Linked DNA regions of Homo sapiens: region 1 is linked to region 2. A link is an interaction called in ENCODE POLR2A ChIA-PET data of the cell type or tissue named here. Cell type or tissue: OCI-LY7. All regions are shown on one strand.

Region 1 (5,000 bases), 130 kb after region 2:
TCTTCTGTATCCCTTCTTTTCTTTTTTAGCCCTTGTTACTCTATAATACATGCCTGTCAACTGCTCTTTCATATTTTCTATCTCTTTGTCTCTGTGCTGTCTTCTGGTAAATTTTCCAATCCAACTTTTGATTCACTCCTCATTAAAAATTCTTGGCTAGGTGCAGTGGTAATCCTAGCACTTTGGGAAGCTGAGGCTGCTGGATCATTTGAGGTCAGCAGTTTGAGACCATCCTGGCCAACATGGTGAAACCTCATTTCTACTAAAAATACAAAAATTAGCCAGGTGTGGTGGCACATGACTGTAATTCCAGCTATTGGGAGGCTGAGGCATGAGAATTGGTTGAATCCGGGAGGTAGAGGTTGCGGTAAGCCGAGATCACGCCACTGCACTCCAGCCTGGGTGACAGAGCGAGATGCCGTCTCAAAAAATTAATTAAATAAATAAATAAATAAAAATTCTTAGTGGAGACATTTTTGTTTCTTATTCACTAAGCTAAAGATAAGCCAAACGCATCTTATCTCCTTTTGCACAATAAATTTTTCCTGTTATCCATAATGTCTTTTGAGGCTCCCAGCCATACAGGAGTCTCTGGTTCAACTTACCACCTTGTATGTACTCTAGGCTTTGCCTCCTGATGGCCCTTTGAACCAATGCTAAGCCATAGCAGTTAGCTAGCTAAGCCACTAACTAGTTAGCTATGAAGCCATGGCTTCAAGACCTTCTTACTTTCTGGATTGTTTTATGGCCTCTAAGGTTTTACCTTACTTTTTTTGATTAAAGCAATGAATTTAAATTTTTTTTAATAAATTAGTTTTTTTTCCCCCAGTATTTTTAAGTGCATTGTAAAGTGGCAGCTTCTCAGGCTAGTCTAACCATCCTATTTGCAGGAACAAAAGTTAGAATATTCTGATTTGTCTTTGTACCCCCACTGTCTAACAGAGTGTATACCTGGCACCTAGTAAACATGAAAAATCATGGGTACTAAATTACTGAACAGTGGATATTCCAACTGAGGATAAAATTACCCACTACCCCCACCCGAGTTATCTACATGAATGCATGCAACTTGATTTTTTTTTCTTGATTAGACAGACAAATAATCAATGTTTTATGATATGCTGACCTTAGCTAATATGGCAAGGAATTCTTAGGACTTGTAAAAAAGAAAAAAGAAAATGAAAAGATTACCAATTACTTCTTTTGCTAAGGGTTCAAAAGCAGTAGTGTTATTACTTGGCAAATGATATATTAATTTTTATTTTGAGTTAATATCAGACTATTTGTAATAGCCAGTTTATAGGAAAATGCATAAATACCTACATTTAGCACTACTTTACTCTTCTCAATCACTTCCTCAAAAGTCTCATTTGTTTTCTCTTTCCACAAACTAATAAACGTGTTCATTTCTTGGGCTACTGAAGGATCAGGACTCCCATCACATTGAATGTAGTGCTTCCACTGTGGAATAAAAATGTTTAAAGGTTCACATTGATGAAGATTCAACCAAAGATTAAATGACTTCTTTTTTGAAGGTGAATTTTTATAACCTAGTTTAACCAACTTAGATAAAAACATGATGGCTTTAACCAGTAACTTGAGAGAGCTCTAAAATAACCAAGTTCTTCTTTATCCAAGTAACTTCTAATCCTTAATATTCAGATACATAGAAGCACTAAAATACTTTCACATTTTTATTTTTAAAGCATTATTTATAAGTAGTTTTGTTTTGCTTAGTTTTCCTCTCTAATCATAGAGCTGCTTATTTGCAAAGGCCAACACTTAGGCTAATTTCTACTTCCCAAGTTATTACTAATGTCTAGTTGCCACTGGCATTTTAGTAGAAGGCCTTCCATTCATTTTGTAGTTTATGCAAATTTCACATTTGTAATCATATTGTACTGTACTTAGAATTTTTCACTTGATTATACCACAATCTTTAGCCATATTATAATAGTTTTTCATTTTTCTCCTGATATTCACCTATATTATTTCCAAAGTTATGCAGTTTTGAGCAAGACTAGATTGCCTTAAGCACAAAGCTTTTACGTTTTAATTTAGCATAATTTCCCTAAGTATACATTCCCAGCAATTGAGTCAGAGTCAAAGAATATAAACATTTCAAGGACATTATTACTGACAAATAGCTTTCTACAAAGTTATGTTAGTTTACTTTGCCATAAGCAATCAATTTGTCAGATGAGAGGGTTTTTTAAAACAGAAAAATTTAGTTTCTTTTCTTGGCATCAAAATTGGACTACACCTCCCTCTTGTGGTGACAAAGGTATTAGCTAAAAAAGAGAAATCAGTCCTACCTGAGAAAGCAATTTAGTTTCCTGTTTCAATTTCTCTGCTTCAGGAAAACACCTCTCTAATAAATAAAGTTCTTCAAGTTCTTCATTTCTCCTTTCTAGATCCTGTTGCACAAGGACAGATACATTGATCAGCTCTTTAATTTTAACTTTATGTTTCACAAGTAGCATCTAAAACTGACGTGGCTAAATATATAACTGCAGTTTCAAAATGAATATTAAAATTAGTTTGAATATAACTGATATCTCCAAAAGGTTTCATCTGAAACAGTGGCTTACAAAGTGTGATCTACAGACTCTTGATGGGTACCTAAAACCTGGGATCTGTGAGGTCAAATCTATTTCCATAATAATACTAACATTATTTGACTTTTTCATCGTGTATCTATTTGCACTGATTGTGCAAGATGGTGTGAAAGTGCTGATGTCTTAGCACAGATCAGACAGTGACCCCAAACTGTACTACTTCTAGGGGGAGAGGTGAAGGGAAGGAGCCAGCTTCACAAAAGAATGCCCGGATGGATGGGTGCAGTGGCTCACGCCTGTAATCCCAGCACTTTGGGAGGCTGAGGCAGGCGGATCACTTGAGGTCAGGAGTTCGAGACCAGCCAACATGGTGAAACACCATCTCGACCAAAAATACAAAAATTAGCCGGGTATGGTGGCGTGTGCCTGTAATCCCAGCTACTCAGGAGGCTGAAGGGGGAGAACTGCTTGACCCTGGAGGCAGAGGTTCCACTAACCCAAGATCGCGCAACCGCACTCCAGCCTGGATGACAGGGCAAGACTCTAAATCACGTTACAAAAAAAAAAAAGAATGCCCTGATGAAGAGGTGAAAATTATTAATTGTATTAAATCTGAACCCTAAGTACATGTCTTTTTAATAGCCTGTTGGATAAAATGGGAAGTCAGCATAAAGCTCTTCTGCTGCATATCGAATGACAATACTGTCTTGAGAAATATCACTTGTGCAATTATTTGACTAATTTGGTAGACATTCTCTCAAAAATGAATGAATGGAGTGTGTCACTTCAAGGATACAACTCAAAATATCTGTTGCCAATGACAAAATTCAAGCTGTCAGGCAAAAATTCAAATTTTAGAAAACTTGTATCTATCACTGTAAGCTTGAAAGTATTCCGATCTTTAAAAACTTCTGATTTGGGCCTGGCGTGGTGGCTCACATCTGTAATCTCAGCACTTTGGGAGACAGAGGTGCATGGATCACAAGGTCAGGAGAGTTCGAGATCAGCCTGGCCCCATCTCTATTAAAAATACGAAAATTAGCCGGGCGCGGTGGCGGGTGCCTGTAATCTCTGCTACTCGGGAGGCTAAGGCAGGAGAATCGCCTGAACCTGGGACGTGGAGGTTGCAGTGAGCCGAGATTATGCCATTGCACTCTAGCCTGGGTGACAGAACAAGACTCTGTCTCAAAAAAAAAATGAAAAAATCTTCTGATTTGGTTGGTGATTATACTAATGTATGTGATTTTTGATAATGAATAATCAATTACATCAACATTTGGAAGCAAATAATTCAGTAAACCAAAACTTTTCAAGCAAGCAACACATGATAATGCCAAATCATGTATGAAAACAAGATCTGTTCAGAGGGTAAGATAGATCAATGTTTTAAAATAACAGAGTATGAATAGTTGACTGATATGGTTTCATATTCCACATTAAGAAACTACAACTTGGCCGGGCGCAGTGGCTCACACCTGTAATCCCAGCACTTTGGGAGGCCGAGGCGGGTGGATCACGAGGTCAGGTGATTGAGACCACGGTGAAAGCCCGTCTCTACTAAAAATACAAAAAACATTAGCCAGGCGCAGTGGCGGGTGCCTGTAGTCCCAGCTACTCGGGAGGCTGAGGCAGGAGAATGGCGTGAACCCGGGAGGCGGAGCTTGCAGAGAGCAGAGATTGTGCCACTGCACTCCAGCCTGGGCGACAGAGAGAGACTCCGTCTCAAAAAAAAAAAAAAAAAAAAAGTTTTGATACAGTATCAAAGAAGAATATCCACAATTATCAGAAAGGCTATTAAAATATTACTTTTTTTCAATTGCATATCTGTATAAGGCCAGATTTTCCTTATATGCTTCATACAAAACAACATATTGCAACAGATGGAATACTGAAATAGATATGAGAATCCAGCTGTCTTCTGTTAAGTCAGATATCAAATAAATTTTTAAAATATAAACAATGCCATCATTTCCTTAATTTTAAAAAAAAGTTGTTTCTTTAAAAATATCCATGTATTTACTTATGTTTAATAAAATTTATTTTTATCAACATGTAATGTCTGTTAATGTAAGCAGTTTAAAATTTTTTAGTTTTAATTTCTAATATGGTAAATATTGATAGATGTAATCCACATAAACATAAGCTCCTTGGAGGGTCTTCAGTTTTTAATAGTAATGGAGTTTTGTCCTGAGACCAGAATATTTCAGAATTACTGATCTAAAAGATTCTAGTGAAACAGAGAAGTGAAACTAAAAAAGGAGAGGTAGAATTTGAATATTTTGAATTTTTTTTTTTTTTTGTTCCTGTTATCTTGTCTATACAACAGATTCATGTATGCTTAAAGGTTACAAGCATAGGCTCTGCAGCAAGACTTGCTTAGATCTAAGTCTTGGCAGCCAGGCATGGTGGCTCACGCCTGTAATCCCAGCCCTTTGGGAGGCT
Region 2 (5,000 bases):
TGCATCTGAGAATATCCACAGCTTCAAATAGAACTCTAGAGCTCTGTGATTTCAAGGTGCTATTTAAATAGCTGAGTTTACAACTACCTGTCATAAATGAAGTAGCAGGGAAAGAAGCCAGGTTGTTACTTTTTTGTTTCTTTTGTCTTTTCCTCCCTAACAACCATAGTTACATTGAGTCCAGGAGGAGAATGACTTCACTTAGATCCCCAAGTACCTGTAGGCCAAGGCTTAACCCCACATTGAAAATATTTTCAGAGTAGGCTCATTTGTGATAGGTGAATGCTACATTCAAAGTTGGTAGAGAATGTCAGCCTTGGAGGTAAATATGTGGTATTTTCATAAACATCTTAAATATATTTTAATTATTTTTCTCACAATGAATTAGGAGACAGAAAACCGGGCTCTGATTCTTAAGATTCGGATTCTACAGGAAGAGGTATGTCAGAATCGTTAAACACTGGCATAGACAAACATGCAAATCATATCATCGTGGTTTATGGCTGTGGGTTAAATAAAAATCATGTAAATATAGCCTCCTATAGGCCAGAGAGCAGGTTGACTTGTCAAATTACAAGTGAGGAGGAATGGATGGGATTTTCATGTCTGAACAGAGAAACTGTTACTTTTGCAATTATCCTTGGAAGAAATGGGATTTAAGAAATTCAAATTTAAGATGAAATACAATGAACCCATCTAAAAAATATCCAAATCAAGAAGGAAAGTATGGATGTTATCTAATCATTTTCCATTTAATTCCATTGAACAAAGTGGCAAGAGTCTTGAGTCTACGATTCAGATCTTAAATTCACTGAAAAAAGGACCTTGGAAAAACCATTTATCTTTTCTGGGCTAATAGTACCTATGCCATGGAGTTATTTTCGAGATTAACTAAGATAATTCACGTGAAGCCATTTGGTAAACCACAATGTAGCTTATAAATGTTAGGAAATATTAGTATAATCTCAAAGAAAAAGAATATAATTTTTTTAAAGCAACAAAATTGAAGCATTGGAAGAACAGGGAACAAGCTACTAGCAAGTTACTATTTTGCTGGGAAAATTCCTTTTATAATAGACACCATTTGAATATCAAGTAGTATGCCAGTTTTTAAATTTTGCTTTTATGTGAGGCTATCAGAAGTATTTATGAAGCTATGCAGCACAATCTGGAGAGTTATTCAAAATGTGGGCCAAGTGGGTATTTTAAAATTTCATAGTGGATTGGAAAGGAACAATTAAAGTTTGGAAAGAAAGCCTATATTAGATTCAGAGCTGGTATAGCCACAAGGCCAGGCTTTTGTGAAACTAGTGATTTACAATTAAACTACTAATGTAAGATATTTTTCTCCTCTTATTTAGATGAGTGACACGTATCAAAGAATTGTACCAAACCAGTTCAGAATTGAGATAGAAGGAAGATTGAAAGCCCTTCATCATGAAATAGCATTGCAATTATTGACTTACATTAGAAAACGAATATAAGTGTTGTCACTAGCTAAGATTCCTTTGGGAGGTAAAAATCTGATGCATTGTGAAGAGTAACATCACAATGGTTTGGGTAGTGATTCACTTTTATTCATTCATTCATTTTGTTCATTCAACACGTATTCATTGGAAGATCTTAGAGCTATTCTAAGTGCTGACTATATGAGCTTAGCAAAATAGCTCATGTGGAACTAGTATGTTAGACGGTAAAAAGAGCTATAGAGAAAAGAAAAGCAGAAAACAGAACTGAGGCAGAGAGGAGTGCAATTTAAACTAGGGTGGTTAGGAAAAGCAGCCTTATGAAGCTAATCCTTTGATTCAAAACTGGGAAAGGAGGTTTATCTGTGAAAGAGCCTTCCAGGCAGAAGAAATAGCTGAAAATCGTGAGGCTGCAGCCTGCCTGCTATTTTGGAGGGACAGCAAGGCCAGAGTGTCTGGAGCAAAGTGAACAAGTAGCAAGAGATGCAGGCCAAGAGCTGGAGGGTCCAGACACAAGGGGCTTACACACGCATCCTAAGGACTCTGTCTTTTTTTAAAACAAAACAAAACAAAACAAAAAAAACACTTGAGTGAGATGGGAGCCATTGAAGTGTTTTGAGCAAAGGAGTAATATGATCTAATTCCGTTTTAACAAGACAACTCTGGCTGCTGGGTTTAGAATCCATTGTAGCGGGGCAAGAGAAAAAGCAGGAAGACCAATTAAGAGGTCTTTGCAATGATCCAGTCAAAAGCTGATGGGGGCTTGGACTGAGTAGTTGCAGTGGAGGTGGACAGAAGTGTTTGGATCAGGAAATGCTTTGTAATATATCCAAAGATATTTGTTATGTTTTCAGGTAAGAAGGAAATTTTCTTCTGGTTGTTTCTAGTGTCTCAGTGAAATACAAAGCAAAGTCATCAGCTGAGAGTGAGGATGTTGGAGGGGTTATTGGAAATTTGAGGAAAGAGAAGGAATGAAATGAGCTAGGGGTTCGAAAATTTTTTGTAAAGGGCCTGATTGTAAATATTTTTAGGCTTTGCTAGCCACAAAAATGACCTTTGTGTCAACTACTTACCTCTGCCTTTGTATTGTGAAAGCAGTCATAGACAGTATGTACCTGAATGGGCACAGCTGTGCTCTAATAAAACCTTATTTACAAAAACAGGTGGTCAGCTAGATTTGGTCTTTAGGGGTGGAGTGAGGGGGCTGGGCATAGTTTGCCACCCCCTGATTTAGGTAAAAGGCAGTATAAATATACCAGGATGATATGATATGATCACCAGTAAACACTGAGGTTAAAGGCCATGAATTAAACCTGTGACCTATCTGTTCATGCTTTCTTTAAGCATGTTCATCTGAAAGGGTGCTGGTGTGGAGTGGGTGGTAAGCTAATCTAGGTAAATGCTAAGAAGCAGGAGTTAGGCAGGGAATGGAGGCATTTGGAAGGGAATGATTATAATGATTGCCCAGGGAAGAACTGAAGCTAAATAAAGAGGGGTCTGAGTTCATGGGAAGGTTGAAGGATAATGAAAAGGTGGTCGGATCAATGGATTGCGGGTTCCAGGGGGGATTGAAGGTTTGTGGGTATAGAGGAAGTAATCTGGAAAGCCAAGAGGTGGTTGTTGAACGGTGGGATGCTTGCAGTTAAGGTAATGGAGGGGCTGCAGTGACTGGTAATAACAAGTTTGAATTTATGACTATGGGAGTAGTGGCTGAGGTTGAATGGAAGATAAAAAGGCAATACTGAGAGTGATGAAATACCACCTCCTAAAAGAGACTTTGTTTGTCCTCATCTTTTATTTTTCTTGGTGCTAAATCCAAGAATACTATCTTTTACATTAGAATTTCAAGAACATCATGGATATAGACAGACTGGAAAAGAAGATTGAAGACTTGTCTAAAACTGAGACAGAGCACCAAGTAAGCACTTCCCAAATACTGGTAAAATATTTTTTTTCTGTCAAACCAGTATTATTTTATGAAAATGTCTATGCCTCATTGACAAACTAAACTTTGGTTATAAATTCTGAAACTTTTAGTCTACAAAATATTTGAGTTATATAAAAGCTAGTTTCCTTTTCCTTCTTTTTTTTTTTTGGCAACTGCTTTACTGATATGTAATTCACATGCCTTAAATTTCATCAACTTAAAGTATACAAGTCAGTGTGTTTTAGTACGTTCACAGAGTTGTACAACCATCTCCAAAATCAAGTTTAAAACATTCTCATCACCCTGAAAGAAATCCCTTTTACCATCCCCCACCCACCGTCCTCTCCCCAACCCTAAGCAGCCACTAATCTATTGTCTGTCTCTATAGATTTGTCTATTCTGGACATTTCATATAAATTAAATCATATAATATGTTGCCTTTTGTGTGTGGCTGATTTCACTTAGCATAATGTTTTTAAGGTTCATCCATGATATAGCATGTATTACTACCTCTTTTTTTTTCTTTTTTTTTTTTTTGAGACAGAATCTCGCTCTTTTGCCCAGGCTGGAGTGCAGTGGTGCAATCTTGGCTCACTGCAAGCTCTGCCTTCCGTGTTCACGCCATTCTCCTGCCTCAGCCTCCCGAGTAGCTGGGCCTACAGGCACCCGCCACCACACCCAGCTAATTTTTTGTATTTTTAGTAGAGACCGGGTTTCACCATGTTAGCCAGGATGGTCTCAATCTCCTGACCTTGTGATCTGCCCACCTCGGCCTCCCAAAGTGCTGGGATCACGGGCATGAGCCACTGCACCCGGCTGTACTACACCTCTTTTTATGGCTGGATAATATTCTATATGGATATATCAAATTTTGTTTGTTCACTCATCAGGTGATGGGTGTTCAGGCTGTTTTCACTTTCTGGCTATTATGAATCGTCTGCTATGAACATTTGTATACAAATTTCTATGTGTACATATGTCTTGATTTCTCTTGGGTATATACCTAGGAGTGAAATTACTGGGTCACTTGATGTTTCTATGTTTGTTTGTTTATTTATTTATTTATTGAAACAGAGTTTTGCTCTTGTTGCCCAGGCTGGAGTGCAGTGGTATGATTTTGGCTCACTGCAACCTCTGCCTCCAGGTTCAAGGGATCCTCCTGCCTCAGCCTCCTGAGTAGCTGGGATTACAGGCGTGCGCCACCATGCTTAGCTAATTTTTGTATTTGTGGTAAAGATGGGATTTCACCATGTTGGCCAGGCTGTTCTCAAACTCCTGACCTCAAGTGATCTGCCCGCCTCAGCCTCCCAAAGTGTTGGGATTACAGGGGTGAACCACCACGCCTGGCCTTGTTTCTACGTTTAACCTTTTAAGGAACTGCCAGGCTGTGTTCAAAGTGGCTGCACCATTTTACATTCCACCAGCAGTGCATGAGGGCTCAAATTTCTCTACATTCTTGCCCAGATTTGTTATCTTTTTATATTATATGGCAATTTTTAATTTAATTGTGTCTGATTTTATTTATTTCTAAATCAGGAAATATTTCAGATATTGTACCTTCTTTAAATTTTATTTTTATTTTTTTGTAGTTTACCAACCTCAACCTG

Evidence for each region. ChIA-PET counts read pairs that join two places held together with the same protein. Peaks named below come from ENCODE experiments on the same cell type or tissue, not always from the same donor. Only the 100,000 strongest peaks of a DNase experiment are listed, where the experiment ranks them.
Region 1: POLR2A ChIA-PET joins it to region 2 with 23 read pairs; 4 of 35 experiments call an interaction of 5 or more read pairs at or near these places.

The regions. Positions count from the first base shown.
Region 1 is chr12:25,152,996-25,157,995 of GRCh38, forward strand. DNAI7 (dynein axonemal intermediate chain 7) reads right to left here. Exons shown (of 16, transcript NM_018272.5): 5 at 2,316-2,417; 6 at 1,324-1,461. Among named protein-coding and RNA genes, the nearest start is that of DNAI7, 40 kb to the right of the region's middle. In OCI-LY7, CTCF peaks have their summits at 2,262 (motif pointing left) and 2,463; DNase peaks (open chromatin) are centred at 2,276 and 4,856; H3K4me3 peaks cover 812 bases; H3K27ac peaks cover 637 bases.
Region 2 is chr12:25,023,483-25,028,482 of GRCh38, forward strand. It overlaps a transcript of IRAG2 not described here. Among named protein-coding and RNA genes, the nearest start is that of IRAG2, 27 kb to the right of the region's middle. In OCI-LY7, CTCF peaks have their summits at 546 and 752; DNase peaks (open chromatin) are centred at 509, 1,949, 2,169, 2,639 and 2 weaker places; H3K4me3 peaks cover 3,911 bases; H3K27ac peaks cover 3,888 bases.